Regions from separate parts of the Homo sapiens genome. Here regions 1 and 2 are each linked to region 3. Evidence: chromatin contacts called from ENCODE Hi-C or POLR2A ChIA-PET data. All regions are on one chromosome and are shown on one strand. The core of a region is the stretch at or near the end of the contact, and the rest is flanking DNA. Distances in the headings are between cores, read along the strand shown.

What was found. A loop is a pair of places that touch in the nucleus more often than their neighbours do. ChIA-PET counts read pairs that join two places held with the same protein, here RNA polymerase II (POLR2A). Pooled maps may share reads with other maps.
Region 1: a map of CD8-positive, alpha-beta T cell shows a loop between it and region 3 (4-fold over the local background). The contact joins the promoter of COPS8 here to the enhancer-like site in region 3. A Hi-C loop is called at or near these places in 1 of 168 maps with a recorded cell type or tissue (CD8-positive, alpha-beta T cell), 3 of 37 single-sample maps with no recorded cell type and 12 of 50 pooled maps. POLR2A ChIA-PET finds 5 or more read pairs at or near these places in 1 of 52 experiments (MCF 10A).
Region 2: a loop to region 3 is called in a map of OCI-LY7, with 4 times the contacts of the local background. The contact joins two enhancer-like sites. A Hi-C loop is called at or near these places in 1 of 168 maps with a recorded cell type or tissue (OCI-LY7) and 5 of 50 pooled maps. POLR2A ChIA-PET finds 5 or more read pairs at or near these places in 1 of 52 experiments (OCI-LY7).

What each region holds. Positions count from the first base shown.
Region 1 is chr2:237,082,755-237,087,138 of GRCh38, reverse strand. COPS8 (COP9 signalosome subunit 8) reads right to left here and starts at 1,250. Exons shown (of 8, transcript NM_006710.5): 1 at 1,097-1,250; 2 at 1-12. The coding sequence starts at 1,174. It overlaps COPS8-DT (COPS8 divergent transcript), which reads left to right and starts at 1,318. Exons shown (of 3, transcript NR_187934.1): 1 at 1,318-2,983. RefSeq lists enhancers at 415-1,309, 1,120-1,669, 1,310-2,204.
Region 2 is chr2:237,153,374-237,157,683 of GRCh38, reverse strand. No RefSeq gene overlaps it. Among named protein-coding and RNA genes, the nearest start is that of COPS8, 70 kb to the right of the region's middle. RefSeq lists an enhancer at 1,111-1,645. Within about 2 kb of position 1,468, at least 17 of the 41 ENCODE cell types and tissues checked have a DNase peak (open chromatin) inside an H3K27ac peak, as active enhancers do; they include OCI-LY7, where a contact is called at or near this core.
Region 3 is chr2:237,692,872-237,697,449 of GRCh38, reverse strand. The region is part of intron 1 of LRRFIP1 (LRR binding FLII interacting protein 1); the gene reads right to left. Among named protein-coding and RNA genes, the nearest start is that of LRRFIP1, 68 kb to the right of the region's middle. RefSeq lists enhancers at 157-366, 2,689-2,868. Within about 2 kb of position 2,154, at least 23 of the 41 ENCODE cell types and tissues checked have a DNase peak (open chromatin) inside an H3K27ac peak, as active enhancers do; they include CD8-positive, alpha-beta T cell and OCI-LY7, where a contact is called at or near this core.

The DNA of each region.
Region 1 (4,384 bases), core at 1-2,500, 610 kb after region 3:
TCCTCCAGGGGCCTAGAAGGCCAAAAATGAAAACAAAACAAAACAACACAAAATTTTAAAAACCTCATTTACCCTTTAACTTTCATTTTTAAAATAATATTTTATAAATGCTAATTTTAAAAGTAAGCCTTTTTAGTCTAAGACTATAAGTAATCTTATAGTCCTATTATAGATTTAGAAACAGCTTAGAGAAGTATCAAACACGAAAATTCTGAGTATTAAGTTTATATTCGTCATCAGCTTTGATTTATCTCCCTTTGGGCTTCAGTTTCTTTATACATTCAAGAATATGTAAGTGGATCCCCTTCCCCAGTTCTCAAATTCCCATTTAAATGATCTTACTATTATAAGAAACAAATTCGACAGATTCCTGAAGCATTCTGATTCTGCCCATTACATCAAGCGTCCTGAATAAGAGACAGAAAATCACCACAGCTGCGTTGCAAAGACAATTCTTTCCATTTTAACTCAACTGGAAAGTATCTATTATCTATTAGTGAGCTGCTGCTTCTGGATGTTGTCTCCTTTATTTAATTTTAAAACTAATGATATAAACCCTTTTTAAGTGTCTAAGAAAAACATTAACTTTAACAGCTGCATAACTTTCATCTGTCTTACTGAAGACAAAATGGCAAGCTAACTTGACAACATTACGAGAAAGGCTTTGTGAGTTAAAAAAAGGTTACAATGGTCACATTTTTCTTGGTGTGCGTGTGAGTTGCGGTGTGTGTGTTAGTGTGTGTGTGTATACCAAGATCTTTAATAAAACCCACTTTACTACCCTCTCCCAACCCGATACTGGGAAGGAAAGATGCCTAATTAATATGAGCTCATCGGTAGGTGCTGGAGCAAAGACGCACAGGGTTTTCGGGCTCACAAGCTGAAGACACATAACAAAAAGGTCCCGGCGAGTTCGGGGAGACCGGGCCCGGTCGGAGCAGGTTGCGGCGGTCAGGGATCCACACGTCCACCTCCCACGCCCGCCCCGTGAGCTCCCAAAGCCCGCTAGCCTCAGACCCCGTTACCCTGGAAACTGGTGCCGCCCCAGGGCCTAAGACTACTCCGCAGTTTCTCCCAGCGCGACGCAAAGGGTTACCTCGAGCTCCTGGTTCTCGCACTGATCCAGCAACTTTTTGAAACTAAAGGCGCTTTCCGCCATCACCGCCACTGGCATCTTCGCGGCCGGCCTCGCCGCTGCACCGTCCGGACAGCCAAACCCCAGACTGTCCCTCAGGCGTCGCGCCCGCGATGACGTTTAAAGCCGCCGTTGCCGCCGAGCGCCCCTGCGTACCAGACCGTCAGTTCCGGGGCGCCGTCAGACATCGCTGCGGCCGGGATAGGGCGCCGCCGTTCTGGCCGGCTTTCTCGGTGCCCTGGAGGACCTGGCCGGCTCCGCGGGAAGCTGTACTCAGAGCGCGCGGCCGCCCTCTGGCAGGGAGGAGTTCGTTGCACTTTTGAGGGTTCTTCACGAAGACATCCAATACATAGAAAACAAGTAACAGCAACAGTAACGAATTTTTAAATATTAAAATTGCTGGGGAACACGACGGATCCTGCAGCTGCTCGGCTGTCCCGGTCGTCAGTGACGCTAGGGCTCCGCACCGTACCCTGCATACCGTAGGTGCTCACGAAACGTTCGTGAGTTCCCTGCTCTGAGGAAACAAGCTTAAAAACTCAGAATCTAAGGTGTGAGTCTCCGCAAACCTGCTTGTTGGGCAGCGTCCCCCGCCCGGGCTAGCCCTGCACGCCCCACCCCGGAGCCACGCTTCTCCAGCCGGGACCCCTGCCTCCTTCCAGGCTATTCTCGGAACCGCAGCCAGAGGGAATTTTTTTTTCCTTTCCTGAAACGTAGAGCAGATCTGGTTACTCTTCTGCACAACGCCCTAAAATCTAGGGCCCTTCCCATCCCTCAGAATTTACATCTAATTCTCAGCTCCCCTCCGGCTTGCTGTAGCCATCCTGGCTTTTGTTTAGCACAGCACTTACTGTTAGTGACATTATATTGTATATTATTAACATATTTGTGTTTTACATCCCTCACTAGACCCCCAGGAAAGAGGCTTTGATGTGTTGCCTGCTGCAAGGCTGGCTGCATAATTTGTGGAGCTCAGAGAAAAGTGCGGAGCTTCCTTGTTCAAAAAACAGAAAGAAAGTGCCTCTGAGGTCATAAAATATAAAACTTTCTCTTTCCTCTCAGTTTCTCTCTTTTCATAGTGTTTTTATGTGTTATTTAATATCATTCCAAGAAAAATTTAGATTTAAATTGTTAGCATGAAGTTCACCATCCATCTTTACGTTGTGCAATGCCAGTTTTAAATACTAATATAAGTGCACTGATCTCATATGTGGAATCACAGAAATTATGCAATTTGTACTTCATAGCTTATACATGCATATAGATTTTGTTTTTACCAGAACCACGCTGGTAAAAACAGATGCTGCACAAAGTGAACTTGCCCGTTTTCATCGCACTTTACGTGCACGAATTCTACCTCTACTCTCGACCTGGGACTCACCGATGCGTAAGGAAGGACTGAAAAGCAAAAGAACTATGGACTGGCCTTTTGGCATGATCAGGTGTCTAATATAAAGAAGTGCATGAATAAGAAAATATATGATATGAGTGATGGTTAATACTGACTGTCAACTTGATTGGATTGAAGGATGCAAAGTATTGATCCTGGGTGTGTCTGTGAGGGTGTTGCCAAAGGAGATTAACATTTGAGTCAGTGGGCTGGGAAAGTTCGACCCACTGTTAATCTAGATGGACACCATCTAATCAGATGCCAGTGCAGCTAGAAATGTAAAGCAGACAGAAAAATGCGAAAAGAGAGACTGGCCTAGCCTGCCAGCCTACATCTTTCTCCCACGCTGGATGCTTCCTGCCCTCGAACATCAGACTCCAAGTTCTTCAGTTTGGGACTTGGACTGGCTCTCCTTGTTCCTCAGCTTGAAGACTGCCCATTGTGGGACTTGTGATCATGTGAGTTAATACTTAATAAACTCCTCTCTCTCTCTCTATATATATATATATAAATATATATATCCTATTAGTTCTGTCCCTCTAGAGAACCATGACTCATACAATATGGTTTCTTCATGCTTCTTAAGACACCATTGCCTTCTTTCTGCCTTCGAAACAAGTTTACTCTCTTAAGGGGAAAAGTGCGGCCTTTTGGGGTGTCAGCACCCAGCTCCCTCAGTTGTAGATACAGCACGAGTACCTTGTGCTCACTTTGAGTCTTGCTGGCCTCGCAACATCAGGGGTCCACAGGGAATTCAGTGTGCATGGTGCATTATGAATGCTGTATGGAACATCAGTGGCCACACGTAGAGGCCCGTTTCCCTGGCTCATGCTCCATTGTCTTAATGGACCTCACTTACAAACCACAAGTTTACAGATAAAATTATTAAGCATTTCAAGACAGAGACAGCCATCCTTGATTTTTTTTTTTTTTTTGGCGTAATCCACAACATCTCTGTGTGGAAATGATTGTTTAGTAATTCCCTGAATGAAATGTAAAGAAAAAAAAAAACACTTGTGTGTTCCTCAAGGAACTGCCAACATTAAATAGAAGGGCACATAAGTAGTTAGCAGAACTAGAGAGATCTTGGAGTAATAAAGCAACAGAGTTTCATCCACGGCTGCAAGGAAGAGAAGGACTGAGGGCAGTATGATTCTAAGATCACTTGACAGAACTATGAGGAGCAGGATTTTGAAGCTTGTAATAATGGTCTCTAACCCTTTTCGGGCAAAGAAATATTCAATAGAAGCCCTGCTTGGCTATTTGATCATTTAAAGGGAAAACTATAATGTGAACGCTTTGGCAGGTGCTTTGGGCCTCTAAGAGGTGGAAACCTACAAAGGTGGCTGTTTGCTGAATAGGAAATCCCGGTGAGGCTTTTGATACATATCACAGGTTAGAGGTGGAGATGGGGTGTCACTTAAAGGACTAAGCTGTTCTTTGGAAGGCCAGTACAGGAATTTGGGAGTTGGAGCCTGGATGCCAGAGAGGGTAGGAGGAGAGTCCTTGGGGGGCAGAGAGGAGTCTCTGGGAGCAGTTGGGGTCTAAGGTGAGACCCTGGCCTGGACACTGGGAACTCCAAGTGGCAGTGAAGCACTGAAGCGTCTTCAGGGCTGTGATGGTTGACATTCAGTTTTAAGTTGTCACTGTACTGTGCTGGAGCCACCTTTCCCCCCAGACTTTTGATAGTAAATGAGAGAAGTGAAGGGGGACAGGAAAGAGCAGTGTGGTGTAAAAGGCTGTCATCTCCGGAGGTGCGACTCAGAAGAGGGATCGAGACTGGGAAGAAGCAAGAAAGTCAATGAGAGGCACCCACAAGGACCCTCTGTTCCTGGAGATGCTGGCTTTGGAGTGGGAAG
Region 2 (4,310 bases), core at 219-2,718, 540 kb after region 3:
GACCACCTCCCTATATGTGGTCTGTCACTGTGTGGCACGTGACTGTGAATTGTGCCAAGTCAAGCAATGAACAGCCCTGTGGAAAAGCAGAGCATGGTGTGAGAGCACATTTATGCAAAGGCAGCTCAGTGTTCTCTGCCACAGGTGCAGGCAGCCTTGGAGGGTCAGAGGAGGGAGGAACGCCAGAATTCAGCAGGACTGCAGATCCTGGAGCCACCAGCCCTCTGTTCAGATCCTGGCCCCGCCACTCAGTAGCTGAGTGATCACGGCCCGCTCACTTATCCTTTCTGATCTTCAGTCTCCTCACTTGTAAGTGGGGATAGCGAGCCTGCCCATCGCCGAGGGTTGTTGTAGGACCGGAGGTGACAATATGTGCAAAGTACAGGCACAGACCTGGCAGTGGCTCCTGAGGGAGGTGGCATCCTTCCCTCTCTAAGGAGGGCACGGGGTCTGGGAACGCTAGGAAGCCTGTTCGAGGTTGGAGGAACCTTGTGCTCCTCTGCCCTGGGCTGAGTGGGCACTTAGCCCTTCTGCTGCGTTCAGCAGTGACAGCACTCGCATCTCTGTGGCCATCGCCACCGGAAGAAGCTGGGACGTGTGCGGCATACGGCCGTTTGGGAACTGCGATCGGTGAGCTGCTGGGGATGCGATGCCTGACGCGACCCCGCTTCAGAGCGTGGACTCCGAGGGCAGAGCCCTGGAAGCTGATGAGCGGCCGGGCCAGAGCTTTGACCTTGCTTCCTTCATGTGTGAAATGGGTCTGCGAGGCGCCCTCTTCTAGGGGCTGTGCTGAGGACCAGGAGTTACTCCGTGTCCCTGATTTGCAGGGACCTTGTCCCCTAAGCTGTGCTCAATCAGCCTTCCTCAGTGTTACCGGCAGCAGGAAAGCTGTCATCTCACTGCGGGCACAGGGAGCCCTTGGACACAGTCTGAGCAACGTCCTGGGGGAAGAGAGGACTGAAAAAACTGAACGTCCAGTGAGAAACTGTTCCCTGGACAGAAATGTGAAAAACAGCGCTGGCAGCACAGCCTGTGACTCACCGGCGTGTGCCCCCACACTGCAGCTGGGCCAGCGCGGGGCCCTCCTGATTCATGTTTTCCGTGGTTATCCGGGGAAATGGAAACCGTCTGGACGCGGCACCCACTCGCACGCCGGCGCTCACGCTGCGCTGATCAGCTTGGAAGTGCGGAAGGGCCTCCTCCCAGCCTCCTCCCCTACCTGCAGCCGCAGACGCTGGAGTGGGGAGGTGGCTGTCTTCACACCCCAGACCCACTGCCCAGGGCATGCTTCCCCGTAGGAAGCAAAACAAAGACCCGGTTCCCTGTCTGTGGGCAGGGGCAGGGGCCACTTTGAGGTCTTTTCTTATTTTTTGTTCCCTTGGGTAGTTCCCTCTGCACACAAACCACCGCGTGCTCTTGATGACTGAGCGCATGCCCTCAGTGAGGCATCCTAGGGCTGATGTGGTAAGGACGGTTAGGAGCCTACTCTAATGACATCTGAATTTCATGAAAGGGGGAGGGAGGGGACATCACAGTGCCGTGCTTGTGAAGTCACTGAGTGTCTTTTATCCTTGGAAAATTGTTCTCTGGGACATGCAGCTGGTTGCTAAAGTTTTCATTTTTCTGTGTCTGCAGATGTGCACAGAAGTTTCCAGTTAAGTTCCAGTTAAGCCCTAACCTGCATTAGGAAAAAAAGAAAAAAAGAATGTGTTTGCATGGCCTACAGAAGTGCTCAGTATGACCTGAAGCCGAATCACAGGCACTTTTCTCATTAGCTCCTGGGGCTGCGTCCCCTGGGCTTGTGTTCTGATCCTCTGGGCCGGCTGTGTGACCTTAGGGAACTTCCTTGCTTCTCTGAGCCTCGGTTTCCTTCATGGTAAAATGGGGAGGGTAATGATGCCTCCTGAGGTTGCTGGAAAGACTGACTGAGACAGTCCTCAGAAAGCACTTCACAGGGGCCAGCCCAGGGTAAAGGCACAGGAAACGCCACCCACCGCTGCAAATCCATTGCTGTTGAGTCCTGGGGGGACTTTCTTGCCTGTGCTGGCTGTGAGGCAGCCTGTGTGCTACCCCCTCCAACAGCCACACAGTGAGTTTTATTTTCGAATTGCATTGCTAATCCCTGAGGGGAAACACAAAGGCTAAGCAATAAGGCAGGTGTGTGAAACTCTCATTGCCATAAGAAACCTCCAGCATTCTCCCCGTCTTTGTGCACAGCCTGAACTGTTCATGTCACACTTCCTGGCTGCACTGTGGGCTTCTGTTCAGCCCCAAGATAGAGTTCCTCATACCTCCCCGCTCTTCTGACTCCTTCAGGCTGGCCCATCCCGAGGAAGGCGACCCTTCTCTTTTGCTTGCCACTTTCTCATGACCTTGAGCAGACAGCCCCTCTTGCTAGGATCCCGCTGTCTGGGTACATGGAGATACTGTGATCTGAGCCAGGGTTCCTGTCTCTCAAATGGCAGATGAGGACTCTGATGGGCATGTCAAGAGGCTGGGGCAGAGTGTGGGTCTGCAAGTCCCATTGCCTGAGGCACCTGTGTGGGGAACAGAAACCCAGGGACACATGATTGGCAGCTAGTGGAGGGAGGATGGAGCTGAGGGACTGATGGGGAGAGGCCAGATGTGAGCGGATATAGGGAGGAGCCAGGACCTGAGGCCAGATGAAGCTGGGAAGACCCAAAGTTTCTGAGAAAGTGGTCAACACCATGCACAGCAGAGAAGTCACAGGAAGAAATTGGAATGAAAATGTGAATTTGCAATTAGGAGGCCATGAAGAAAAGGAGCTTCCGTGTGTGGAATTGTGGGTTGAAAGTCAGAGTCAATAAATAGCAGAAGCAGAGGCAAGAGTGCCCTGCTCCTTCTAGAAATCTGGTGGCAGAGGGAAGGAAGAGAGGTAGCGATTTTAAAATCAGGTGCACTGGCGGGTACCTGTAATCCAAACTATTTGGGAGGCTGAGGCTGGAGGACTGCTTGAGCCCAAGCGTTCGAGTCCAGCTTGGGCAACATAGTGAGACCCCATCTCTTAAAAAAAATAAATAAAAGGTAGTAACTCTGAGTGCAGGGACCAGGGTTTTCTGTTTTGGGTGGTGGGAGACTGAACGTTTTGGAAATTTGGTGGAAAGAACCAGGTGAGAAAGGGGCTAATTGACCCAACATGGTCCAGGGCCAATCCTTTACTTAGGGACTGTTTATAATGATGTGCAGCTGCTCTGAGGACTGGAAAACGCCTGTTTGGCAAAGAGCTTGCCTGTCAGGAGGGGATTTGCCACTGGAAGGGAAAAGGAAATCATATCAATATAGTCTTTTCACGAGACGACCCTTCATGTGGAGACCTTGGCCCTTTAAAGTTTGAAATACATGTCCCCACATCCTTAGCACCTTTTTCTAGCTGCCACAACAGGCCACCTGCAGCCACCTCCCTGTGTTTCAAGGATGCCATCGTGTGGAAGGCGAAGGGAACAGCAAATATAAGACCCCTTTTATTCAAGGCAATTCACTTCTCGAAGACTAACCACACTAACCACCTTGCCTGACATTTGTATGTCTCCAGAGAACTTTCACAATTTTTTTTTCATTTGATCATTACAATAACCCTGTTTTACAGTCCAGTAAACAAACTCAGAGAGGTTAATTGACTTACTGAAGGTCACACAGCAGAGGGAAGGCATGGTCAATTGCCTCACTCCAAGTTCTCTTCTATCTTCACTGGGTCACTCTAGGCAATGTCATTCAACAGATATTCTACAGCCATGTTTTTCCAAATTTGCCCAACCTTTAGCTCTGGAACCCTGTAGACACATTTGCTTGGGTATGTAGACCTGTAGATGAGTATTCCTGAGATAAATTTCACAAGGCAGCACTTACCTGTATCAAATGTGGTGCCTCTGATTATTCTATTATTCTATTCTATCACATTTTTATAAAAATGCTATTTATGATCCATTAAATTGCTCTCATGACCCATTAGCAGTCAAGACCTATGGTTTGAAAGGCTGAATGATGACCCCCCAGCCAATGATGACTACATCCTAATCCCAGAATCTGAATGTCACCTTACATGGAAGAAAGACTTTGCAGATGTGATTAAGTCTCTTGAAATGAAGAGATTGTCCTAGAATATCTAAATGGGCCCTATGTCGTCACAGGGTCCTTATAAAGGGGGAAGCCAGAGGGTCAGAGTCAGAGGGAAAATGGGACCACTGGAGCAGACATTGGAGTGATGCTCTTTGAAGACGAAGAAGGGGCCATAAGCCAAGGAACACAGGTGGCCCCCAGAAGCTGGAAAAGGCAAGGAAATGAATCCTCCC
Region 3 (4,578 bases), core at 905-3,404:
GCTCTCAGGTGTATGCCGACATAAGCAGTAGTTAACATTTTAGCATGGTACAAAAATAGCAAAACAAGTTTCACAGCTATTTCATTTCTACCATTATTTTCCTTATGTAGAAAAGTAAAGCTCATTGGGCCGGGTGTGGTGGCTCATGCCTGTAATCCCAGCACTTTGGGAGGCCGAGATGGGAGGATCACTTGAGGTCAGGAGTTTGAGACCACCCCGGCCAATGTGGTGAAACCCCATCTCTACTAAAAATACAAAAATTAGCCGGGTGAGGTGGCAGGCACCTGTAGTCCCAGCTGCTTCAGAGGTCTGAGGCAGGAGAATCGGTTGCACCTGGGAAACGGAGGTTGCAGTGAGCTGAGATTGTGCCATTGCATTCCAGCCTGGGCAATCAAGCACGACTGTCTCAATAAAAAAAAAGAAGGAAAGTAAGTTCGTTCTTTGAATGTTCTCTTCTGTCTGGAAATTACCAGGCAGAGAACAGAAAAGTTTGACAGAGTGAAGACTTCCCAGTATGCATTCAAGACAAGGACTTCTGTCCTAAGAGGCAGCTTTGGTAAAAAGAAATCCTTCAGCCCCAATACTGGGGTATGAGACAGCAGGGCTGCCAAGAAAAGCTGACAACAGCGACAAAAGCAGCAGCAGCAGCCGTGGCAGCCACAGCTATATCTTGCACATTTACTACCTGCCAGCCCCTGCCTGCAGCATTGCATACAGTGGTGACAGTTATCAGTACCAGTTCCGAGTCAGCAGGCCTGGGTCTGAACTGGCTCCACTGCTGACTAGCTGTGAGGGCTTGGAAAGTCCCTGACCTTTCTGAGCCTCAGTTTCCTCTTTATCTGAAAAACTGAGAGAAAACGATCTGCTCCCCATGAGGTTACAGCAAGGGTTAGAGAAGACCTTCACATAAAACACCAGGTGGGCGCAGCAGGGGTTTGGTAAATATTAGCTACTTTCACTACTTAGTGTCTTCTTTGACAGCTACTGACCTAAGAGTATAAATCCGGTTCAGAGAAGTTTAGAAGCACGATGAGAAGACAAGCATGCTAAGGCACCCACCTAGCAGAGAAGCAGGAAAAACTGGGGAAACTTCAGAGGAGGGGGACAGAGGTTCTCAACCCACAGGGAAAGCCCACTCCTTTCCCTAGGAAAATCACACAGCCACGTGCCACATACAGTAAAAAAGACAGAAGGATCACAGGTGGCGTTGCTTTGATCATCTTCATTACACAAATAAATGAAACATTTTGGTTAAAATTAAGAGTAAATCTTCATTATAGTGATTTAAGATAAATTACTTCTCTACTACAAAGTAGTTATACTTTAGATTCAAGGGAAAACTACTTACCTAGTTTTAAAGTTGTAAAGTTACAATCCCAAGGAGAAACCACTGGAAACACTGGCCCTTTCCAAAATGAATGAATGAGTCTCGGAATACATATAATTTCTGTTGCCAGGTGTGTGTGTGTTTTGGTTTATTGTTTTGGAATCTGGCCTGGGGCAGGGGGATTATACTACTGGTCTATAATCAAATACATGGCAATTTTGAATGATTAAATCTTGCATGTAGTCAAAATATTTAATTTGGGAGAAAGAAACGAATTTACTTAATTTTATCTAGGTAGTCTGAATAATAAAAGTTCTAGTAAGTCCATTCCATGAAAACAAGCTTCTTTATTTAAAAAAAAAAAACAAAAAACAAATTTGGGCGGCCTCCAGTAATAACAGTGAGGTAATAAAAATCCTCTTCTCCTGTCCCATGTCTAACACGTAGTGAGATGTAATGGACTTACTGATTGGTGAAGAGGTTGGTAATCTAAACATTATGGCCTCTGGGGCTTCAAGATCACTCCTTTAAATACGAGCAGATATTCTGGAAGCACTGGCATATGAGTAACCAGTCATAAACAATTCCTTTGCTGAGTCACACAGCCTGATTTTTCGGGGATAAGAAGTTCCTCTTGGACATTGCCTTTTGAGGACCAAACATGCTGCACCAACATTTAGTCTCACAATTCTGTAGGGATTGGATAAGAATCTCACTATAATCAGGTAACTCTCCAATCAACTTCGCTGAAACACCGTTCTGCAACTATAAATAACTTGATTTCCTGTGCTCAGCATAAGTGGCAGTTGAGACTGCAGGGTTTTTTGAAATTTGCTAAGGAGGCTTCCGCTGTGGGATATTAACTCAGGCTGAACAGAAACTGACTCTTAAAGAAAAAGGGAAATTTAGTCTCCATCTTTGCCCCAGTAGGACACTCTCAATACTACTAGAAAAGACCTACCTTACTATATTTATGTCTTACCTGCCCGGGGAAATGACATGCCTAAAACACACACCATATGATTCCACGCTCCACCATCTCAGACTGAGCTAGAGCAGGGCCAGCCCGCCTCGTGCCAACTGATTCATCCCCATATTGGTCAAGACTCCACTCTCCCACACCTGGGGACCCTGGCCCAGGTACCTATAATGAGATGGGACTTGGGAGACTGTGTGTCCACGCTCTCCCCTAACAGCCCTTTCTTGGGACAGTGCTGGTCATTTAGAAGGGCTGAATGCTAATCAGTATGTGGAAAGAGAGCGGGGTGACACAAGCCATCGCAAACACAGGGAAGTTACAAAAGCTGCAGAAATGCACAGTGTCTCCACTGTCCGCATCGGACCCTCTCCTACAGCTCCAGGGCTGGTGCCCACTTGCTGAAGAAGCCCAGGCTCCCACTCAGATCCTGCTTTTGTCTTCTAGTTGAGGTGGAGCTTGCCAAATCTACTTCCTCTGACCAACCCGGCTCTCCTCTGCATGGGTGCGGCCCCCAGTCCCTCCTTTCCGCAGGAGACCCATCCCTGAACCCACGGACACAATGCAGAGCAAGAACTGGCACAAACCAGTGTGAAACACCCACAACCACTTTCCTGTGCCTATACCCAGCCCATGGCCCAGGGCAGCCGCTGGGTGACGCCCTACCCCCCACCCATGATGACCCCCAATTCCCATCACCACTCAGCACATTTCCTTCCCTACCTGAACATTAGCCTCTTAACAGGAACTGCATTTTGCTTTTGTTCACCATGTCTCACTCTGATACAGTTTTTGCTACCATTTACCAAGAAAAGCTCCTACAGGTTCACAACTTCTCTCTGAAAACCCTTGGGGCCATGATTCAGAATTCAGCATTTTTGGACATTAGAAACGTAGTAAGATGCATACACCATATATTCTGGTACAACCCAGAGTAGCAGCCCTTAATCAAAGACATCAACAAGACTGCAGAGAAACGTAAGAAAATTCACACTCAGAGGGATCAGTGAAGACCAAAACTAGCCCCCCATTGGACAGGGCAAGTCTCACTGCCAAAATTCTGCCACAAACTTATAAAAACAAAACAAAACACAAACCTTCCGGTCTTCAAAGCTTATTGGGTTCTGGAACTGGGGGTGAGGGACAGTGGGCCTGGGCTGATCACATAACTACTCAGTTGGACACAGTCCAGACTTTCCTCTCCCTTCCTCCCGGCAGCATCTCGAAGTCATCTGAACCCAGACCCGCCCAGGAGGCTCCCAGCCTTAAGTAATAGACCCTGTAGCCAGTGCCTTAGCTGCTCCAGGTGTGCCTCTACCTACTCCTCTGATTAGCCTGTCCCTAGTTTCCTCACATCCTGTTCTCAATGTTTACTCTTCCCTTCTCCAAGGACTCTAAGTCCAGCAGGCAGCTCTTCACCTCCATCCTCCTCCTGCCATCTATGGTGTCCCAGGCTGCTCCTCAGAACACTGGCACCGCTCAACCACATTCCCACCCTTCCTTCTTTCAAGAACCCTTCCCTGATGGTGATTCAAGGGTCTCTCTTCCCAGGCCCCTAGGAACTAATTAGTTGAAGGGGTAAAAACCGGCTCCAGAGGGCTGGCCCACTGCCAGAGTTTTAAACGAAGTCACAGAAAAACCACACTAAAATGGACATTTAAAAAACAGCAACCATCTGACAAGCAAAGAACTGGCTTTTCAGTATGAGTTCATCAGACTCTACTTCTACACCTCTCTCTGGCATTTCCTAATAAGCTCTCCCAAGGTCAAGGCAGTCTGATTCATCTTAAATCTTACACACACACCCAGTAGATGATTAATTTCTACCTGATGAAAGAGTGATTGTTTGGGGCTCATACTTTTACCAAGATCCCACGAACACCTGATTAAGTGGAAAGCTAGGGTTTTATATTTCTTTTCCAAAGTGCACCCTTTCACTTTTATTCCCATTCATGTTCAACCACAAGCTGCATGAAAATGTGTATTTGCAAACCCTCTCCGCCTCATCCCCTGCCCAATTTTAATGCCAAACTACAGCCGTAGCCCCACGACTGCATATTGAGCTGGACAACGGCAAAATCCTAGAGGCAGGATCCTGTCCGCGCTGGGCGGACCCGGGAGACTAGCCAAAGTGGATTTGGCGTCTGGAGTCCTCGGCGGAGGTGGTCCCCAGGTGCTGAGCGGGTTGAGTGCTCCAAAGCACCCCAGCCGCTCCCCGGTGGTTCCAACAGCGGGTGAGGGCACCGGCTCTGGCCACCCGGTCCTTGATGCTGTA